Linked DNA regions of Homo sapiens: region 1 is linked to region 2. Evidence: chromatin contacts called from ENCODE Hi-C or POLR2A ChIA-PET data. All regions are on one chromosome and are shown on one strand. Each heading gives the region's core, a stretch centred on a gene start or an enhancer-like site at or near the end of the contact. The rest is flanking DNA. Distances are from core to core; before and after follow the strand shown.

Evidence for each region. Hi-C counts contacts between places; a loop is a spot of excess contacts on that map. ChIA-PET counts read pairs that join two places held with the same protein, here RNA polymerase II (POLR2A). Pooled maps may share reads with other maps.
Region 1: a loop to region 2 is called in a pooled map, with 4 times the contacts of the local background. The contact joins the promoter of SRSF6 here to the promoter of LPIN3 in region 2. A Hi-C loop is called at or near these places in 3 of 50 pooled maps. POLR2A ChIA-PET finds 5 or more read pairs at or near these places in 4 of 52 experiments (A549, Caco-2, HCT116 and 1 more).

What each region holds. Positions count from the first base shown.
Region 1 is chr20:43,456,187-43,460,179 of GRCh38, reverse strand. It overlaps SRSF6 (serine and arginine rich splicing factor 6), which reads right to left and starts at 2,284. Exons shown (of 6, transcript NM_006275.6): 1 at 2,040-2,284; 2 at 1,671-1,819; 3 at 285-409; 4 at 1-147. The coding sequence starts at 2,146. RefSeq lists silencers at 1,498-1,757, 1,768-1,867 and enhancers at 2,008-2,107, 1,539-2,486, 2,408-2,567, 2,628-2,947.
Region 2 is chr20:41,338,643-41,342,411 of GRCh38, reverse strand. LPIN3 (lipin 3) reads right to left here and starts at 1,591. Exons shown (of 20, transcript NM_022896.3): 1 at 1,410-1,591. RefSeq lists a silencer at 1,610-1,769 and an enhancer at 1,930-1,979.

The DNA of each region.
Region 1 (3,993 bases), core at 1,035-3,534, 2.1 Mb before region 2:
AATATTTCTGCCATTTATTTCTGTGCCATCCAGTTTGTCCAAAGCACGCTTCATGTCAGAGTAGGAGCGAAACTCAATTACACCCTCATTTGTTCGTTCCTTGTGGGCATCCGCATAGGTTACTTCACCTGCTTGTCGCATAAAATCCTGAAAGACAAGATTGGTCAGACTCGGAAATCTTAAAACATCTATATACCATAATAAATTCCCAGAAATAAGAATATAAAAGGAGTTTACTTTAAAGCATTAGTCATATCATTTCTATCTTGAATTACAAAACATACCTTTAAATCTTGCCAACTGCACCGACTAGAAAGATTTTCTACAATAAGCCTGTATTCTGTACGAACAGGTGGTCCGTATTTGTCTCTGCCAGATGTTCTCCGACTGCTGTATCCACCTCCACCACCTTTATCACATGAAGGGAACAATTAGATGCCTTGTAATGATAAAAACGCATAATGTCTTTGAAAGTTAGTACAAACATATCAACTTTTATTTACTGGAGTAGGACTTTGCTATTATATTGCTAAACCTTCGACACATTTGTGATTTGCCATAAAATTAAATTAAGGGCAAGTCAAATAGACTAAATCCAACTAAACCTCTCCTACAATCTGTTAGAGAGTGACTGCTCCTTTATTCGATTTACCTCGCTAAGTTTTATTTTACAGAACATTGTAAAATATAAAACTTAACTGATTACATGCATTTCTACATTTTACAAAAATGTTTACTAGTTTTACACTAAGTACTTACATCACAGTGTGAGGTTTTTGGTGGTGGTTTGGCCACAAAACACGCAAGGTAACAGTCACCTAGTTCAGATTAACCAGTTTTGTCTAACCCTTGGAATCCTCACCATCACCCTGCGTCTAATGGCAAAAGGCTGCTGTCGTCATGGCTTCCGGTAAGGTCAGCCAAAGGGTCATAGGGCAAGGGTCACACAATGTATGGAAAAGCCAAGGCCAATCAGGAAAGGCAGTCATCTTAGCCTCAGTGGACACAGCCTCAGCCCCATTGGTCACTTTCAAATTGAAACATCAAGGACTTGTTAAAAAGTTTGAATTCAACATGCAACAATTTAAACATCAAACATTTAACATAACCAAAAATCCCCCCAACCTCCTCCCAATAACATGCCCCAATTAGTTCAAATACAGCATAAAGCTTATTTAGATCTACTTTGTGGTACAATACCACATTACTTAAAAATAGTACATTCTTTGGCCCCCATCAAGTTCCATAGCTTTAAGACCTATACTTTATGCTCCTCCCCTTCCCCGTCCCCCGCGCCCCCTACCCCACCTCCACCCGAGCCTGCCCCCGAACCTCTAACTAATGCACTGATAGGTAAGTAAGGAGAATACAACAAATACAGCCACCCCTTACTTCCTCTGTGGGAAGAACCCGTGACAGTGCTGACAAGGGGCCAGAAGAAGCCACCCACCTCCCAACTTGGCAAATAAACAAAACCAAACACCCAAACCCAATCCCCGCGCTCCGGCGTCCCATGGCTGCCCCGGGCAGACGTGAAGGCAGCGGGGCTCGGGGACACCCAAGTCAAACGACCCCCGGCCCTCGCGCCTGCCCGGGCTGGGAGGCCCCACCCCACCCACCCCCGCCCCCAGGGTCCCCAAGGGCGCGGAGCGCGCGGGGGTGGGACTCACTGCGGCTTCCGTAGCTGTAGCCGTCGCGATCGCGACGCGGGCCCCGGGCGTGCTCTACGATCACGCGCTCGCCGCAGAGCTCCTTGCCGTTCAGCTCGTAAACGGCGTCGTCGGCGTCGCGGGAGTCCTCGAACTCCACGAAGCCGTACCTAGGGGCGGTGCGAGGGCCGGACAACCGCGGGGGAGTCGTTAGCCAGGACGCGCACGTGCGCGCGCCCGTACCCCACCGCGCGCCCCCGCGACGCCGCGCCGTCGCCATCTTTGAGGCCCTGCCACGCGGCGCCGCGGCCTTGGCCGCTTCTTTCCTTGGAGAGTTCCCGCCGCCACCAGGCCTGGGACGCTGGGCGCGGGCGCCCAGGCCCGACTCACCCATTTTTGAGGTCTACTTCGAGGAGGCGGCCATAGCCACTGAAAAAGCGCTGGATGTCCTTCTCCCGGACGTTGTAGCTCAGGCGTCCTATGTAGACGCGCGGCATGTCCGTGGCGGGCGGGGACCCAAGGGCTGGTTGTCGAACGGCGGACCGCAAGCCAGTAACCGCGGTGCGGGTGCGGGGACGGCAAGAGCCCGAACACGCGCCTCACACCACAGGGGCGGCCGAGTCCAGCCACACAATGGCGCGCGCGCGCGCCAGGCTTTCGCTATATGGGCGGCCGGTGGGGCGGGGCCTGGAGCGTGATGTCAGCGCGCAGCGGCACGTCCGTCCCGCGTCGTCCCTGGGCTAGATGGTGACTGGCGAGTCCGTTGCCCGCGACGTTTCGGTGTAGTGCGGTCTTGCTAGCTTCTAGGATTTTTCTCTAGCCCTCCCCACCGTCTTTGAAAACACAATGTCTCTAATCCAGCCGCAGAACTGCTTTCTAATTTGTACCTTTTATAAAACTGTGCGCGATCTCTTCGGGGTTGAAGCTCGGGAGGCGGGCTGAGCGAATCCCCGTTTTTCATTGGTTCTCGAGGTTATCATAATAGGTCGCCGCGGTCTCTGCTTGGTGGCTTAAAACGAGGCTGCGGATTTCTCCCAGCGATTGGTTGATGCTCGTTTTGATGGGGACCGCGGTCTCGGACCCAGTCGCTTGTCTTGTTTCGCAGAATCTGAGGATCGCGCGCCGAGGTCTTGCTGACCGGGCGGAGGTCGCGTTGCGAGCGCGCAGACCCGCCGACATCAGCCTCTCCGGGTCTCACTCGCAGCCTTCGCCTCCCCGGACGTTCCCCTCTCCCTCCATGGGTCTTTCTTGGAGCCCTGGCAGCTTGACTCACTTGTGGATTGGGCTATCCGTGGCAATCCTACGCTCACTGTAGGTGCTCAAAAGGGAGCGTGGACGAGACCCGGCAGCCCTCCCACAGCGACGAACGATTTTTTTTCTCCCGTGTATGGAAAGTCCTTTGTCCCAATACTATCATTTCCTCCACTGACTTGAAAGTGCCTTATTTTGTGAGTTTATCAATGGAGATGCTATTTAAAGCTGTAGAACCAGATTGAAAACCTCAAAGGAGTAAGTTTAAGTGGAGAGCGGAAGACCCAGGCCAACGCCTGGGGTACTCTGAAATTTAAGCGCAGGAAAGGAGACTGGGAGGAGTGACTAGCGAGGTAGGGAGAAGACCAGGAGAGTAGGTGTCACCGCCGAAGCTAAAAAAAAAAAAAAAAAAAAAAAGGGATATCACTGAGATAACACCAGCTCTTTAGATATTTATGTATTCCTGCTCTGTTTTGAGTGGTGCAACCTCAATATCCTTAAGCTTCGGGTTGAAAAAGGGGGGTTTTGTCCTCCTGGAGCTATTTGGAAGTCTAGAGGGAAACGTTGTTTGTCACGACTGGGGGAGGTAGAGGCCGTGCTTAAAGTTAGATAAATAAAAAATACGAGTCTGTAATCCCCACACCTTGGGAAGCTGAGGCAAGAGGATCTCTTGAGCCCAGGTGTTCGAGGCTGCAGTGAGCTATGATCATGCCACTGCACTCCAGCCTGGGTGACAAAGCAAGACTCCAACCTGCCTGAAGGAAAGAACAAAGCTTCCGCAGCGTGGAAGGGGACCCGAGCGGGTTGCCACTGCTGGCTGGACCGCCAGTTTTTAGTCCCTTATTTGGCCCTGCCTACATCCTGCTGATTGGTCCATTTTACAGAATGTTGATTGGTCCGTTTTTACAGAGTGCTGATTGGTGTGTTTACAAACCTTTAGCTAGACAGAGAGCACTGATTGGTGTGTTTTCAATCCTTTAGCTAGACGGGAAAGTTCTCCAAGTCCCCACCCAACCCAGAAGCCCAGCCGGCTTCACCTCTTCACCTCGGTAGGCAGAATAAGGGTTCCCCCTAAAGATGTCTATGTCCTAAT
Region 2 (3,769 bases), core at 342-2,841:
AGCCCTCTGAATCTTCTCCCCCAATTTCCTGCTCATCCAGCCCCTCCTTTCTCCAGCTGTCCTAGGTTAAGACTTTATAACCAGATGCCCAGATCACGGGTGGCCACAGGACATTAGGAGAAAAGGCACCAGATTATCTGGGTGCTGATCCCCACTCCGCCATTTGCTAGCTGTGACCATGGGCAAGTGACTTCATCTCTCTGACCCTCAGTCTCAGCCTCCAAAATGGGAATAACATCAGGCACGTGTGAGTAACTAATGACTTTGTGTAAAGCCCTGGAATGCAATAAAAACCTGTATGTACACCTATCAGCAGCAGCATCATGACAGCCCCACTCATGCAGGCTGGTCCTGTGGGCACTGCAGGTCATACTCTGATGAACTGCCCCTGCCAGCAGTTGAGAGTTTGGACTTCTTTTATTTATTTATTTTTTTGAGATGGAGTCTTGCCCTGTCACCCAGACTGGAGTGCGGTGGCATGATTTTGGCTCACTGCAAGCTCCGCCTGCTGGGTTCAAGCAATTCTCCTGCCTCAGCCTCCCGAGTAGCTGGGACTACAGGCGTGTGCCACCACACCCGGCTAATTTTTTGTATTTTTAGTGGAGACGGGGTTTCACCGTGTTAGGATGGTCTCGATCTCCTGACCTCATGATCCACCCGCCTCAGTCTCCAAAGTGCTGGGATTACAGGCGTGAGCCACCGCGCCCAGCGGAGTTTGGACTTCTTAACTTGGCACTCAAGGCCATGCACAATGGTGGCACCACTATTTGCAAAACGAGCATGTGCACTCCACGTAGGCCTCACACCCCACCTTGGGGATGTTCACAGGCCTTCCAGGCTAGACTACAACTCTAGCACAGGGAAGCCAGAGCAAGCTGCCCTAGGACTAGGCTCTCAGCCCTCGGGGCTCCCAGGTTTGGGTGGATGAAGGGTGTGGCTCTCCACCGAGGACCAGAGGGAGCAGGAGAGTAAGCACTCCTAGTGCCCCAGTAGAGAGAAAGCGCCACCCCAGCCCCCAGCAGCTACAGCATCTGATCTGCCCAGTCTCAGGGCAAGCAGGGCAAGGGCCAGTCACTGTTTTGCAACTGAGGACACTGGGTACCAGAGAAAGTGGCTGTCCTCCTCAAGGTCACACAGTCAGGCTGGGGTAAAGCTGGGCCAGCCTCCCCTGGGAGGTTTCGACGTCTCCTCTCCAGACTCTACGTTCTGGGTGTCCAGGGGGCCTGCAGCCGCTGGGCCAGGGAAAAAGGGACAAAATGAGGCCAGTCCCTCCACCCCTGCGTCCCCATCTTACAGCTAGGGGTGGACCCAGGCCCGCGGACAGGAAGGAAGGAATGTAGGATGGCAGGACAGATGGGCAGGGCGGGAGGGGAGAGGGTCATCTCTTCTCCCCCCGAGTTGGGCCCTACCTGGGGAGCTGCCCACTGGAGCTCCTGGACTCAGAGCCGCCGCCTCTACCTACGTGCACAGGCTCCACAGGTGAGTGTCTTCGGCCCTCAGTCACTTGGCGCTTCCGGGTCCTCTAAGACAGGGTGAGAGCACGGCTCCACTCCTTCTACGATCCTAGTGCGGCCTCCACAGGCCCCAATCTGCCCAGGCTCCACTCCCTGGAAAGACCCCGCCCCTGCTCCGATCCCCGCCCAGGGCGCCCTTTGGCCTCGGAGGCGGGGGCGGGGCCAGACTTCATGCCCCGCCCACCAGACCCCGCCCCAAGTCCCTGTGCCACCGCCTGCCCCACCTCCAGAAAAGTGTGGATTTCGGAACGGGGCGGACCTAGCTCCTCCCAGATTTGCTTCCAGCTTGCTGTGTGATCTTGGGTGAATTCCTTCCTCAATTTGATCCCATTTCCTGTTTTGTCAAGGGGGAAAGCCGCCTTGCAGGATTTTAGAGATGACATGAAATGACTTTGCGCGGCTCCTGGCGCTCAAACGTCCCCTCCTGGGGGCAGCTTTTCCTGAACCCACCCGTATCTCCCAGACTGGACAGGCCCCTCGCGTCATCTGTTCGCATAGCCCACAGTTGTAATTTCATATTTGCTTGAATGACTACTTGATTAATGTATATCTCTTCATTTAAATTTGAACTCTGAGAGCAGGTCACGTACATCCTTACACTCCAGCGCTTATCAGTACCTCGCCTGACAAACAGCAGGCGCTCCATAAATGCCCGCACCTTCATTCCATCCCTGGGACGTTCTGGTCGAGCGGCAGCGGGCTCAATACTGACACTGGCCAGCAGGGGGCAGGCGGTGATCAGCCTTCTGGCCCAGCCGCGCTCCCTCCCTGTCTGCAGGCACTGCGGGAGGGGACAGGTGAGCCCAGGTGCGCCGAGGCACGCGGAAGGTGCATTTACTCTCGTGCCTTGGGCAAGGCCCGGGCCGGGAACGGCTTTTTCCTCTTGGATCTGTGGCTCGCGGCTTTCCTGGACCAAAGACCTTTCCGACGCCCTATGGCCCCTGCAAAGAAGCTGCCCTGAGAAGGGCCTGGAGATGAAGTAATTTGTTCTAAAAGAGAGAGGGCACCGAGGAAAGGCTTGGCGGAGCAGCAACGGCGACGAGCCAGGCTTAGAAACGACTGGGCGGTGAGGAGGAGAGGTAGCTGCCATTATTCTGACTCAGGGTGACAGAACCTGTTTGGAAGTGACTGGCCTCAGTTGTCCTCATTTTGGCAGAAGTCATTTAGTATCAGTCCTGATCCCAGGTAGTGTCTGGCTGCTATCTCAGAAGAGCCCTGTTGGGAGCAGAGCTATGTCAAGGTGGCCAGGAGGGCAGCGTCATACATACCATTTTCTGTAACATCAGGAAATCCCTGAAGGGAGCCCGAGAAGGAAGGAAGGAGAGGTCACAGGTTGGGGCTACAGATGCCGAAATCAATTTACCTCTTTGAGCCTCAATTTCATCGGCAAAGGTGGTGATAAAAGCTACCTTGCAGGATTCTATTGTGAGGATTTACAGGATGAATTAAATAAGTGGTTCTCAACCTTGACTGTGTGTTAGAATCACTGTGCCCTAGACGAATACTGATGCCCCGGATACTGGGAGTTTAAAAACCTCTCCAGTTGGTTGTAATGTACAAACAAGGCTGAGAACTGCTGATCCAAATTAAATGCAGAGCACAGCGCCAGGGCACACACTAGGCATTCAGGAATGTTTATCACATATTTATTTTTATTTAAAAAATTTTTGTGTCACACATTTTTAAAGATGGAGCACAAATTGTTTTCATTGTTCATTGTTAGAGGAAAAAAAGTTGATATAAAGGTTGTTGCAGAAATTGCATTTGCGGCTGGGGTGAGGTGGCTTACGCCTGCAATCCCAGCACTTTGGGAGGCAGAGGTGGGCGGATCGTCTGAGGTCAGGAGTTGGAGACCAGCCTGGCCAACACGGTGAAACCCCATCTCTGTTTTTTTGTTTTTGTTTTTGTTTTGAGATGAAGTCTCGCTCTGTCACTCAGGCTGGAGTGCAGTGGCACCATCTCTGCTCACTGCAAGCTCCACTTTCCGGGTTCACGCCATTCTCCTGCCTCAGCCTCCTGAGTAGCTGGGACTACAGGGGCCCATCCCCATGCCCAGCTAATTTTTTGTATTTTTAGTAGAGACAGGGTTTCACTGTGTTAGCCAGGATGGTCTCGATCTCCTGACCTCGTGATCCACCCACCTCAGCCTCCCAAAGTGTTGGGATTACAGGCGTTAGCCACTGCGCTCGGTCCCCCGTCTCTATTAAAAATACAAAAAAAAAAAAAATTAGCCAGGCATGGTGGTGCACAGCTGT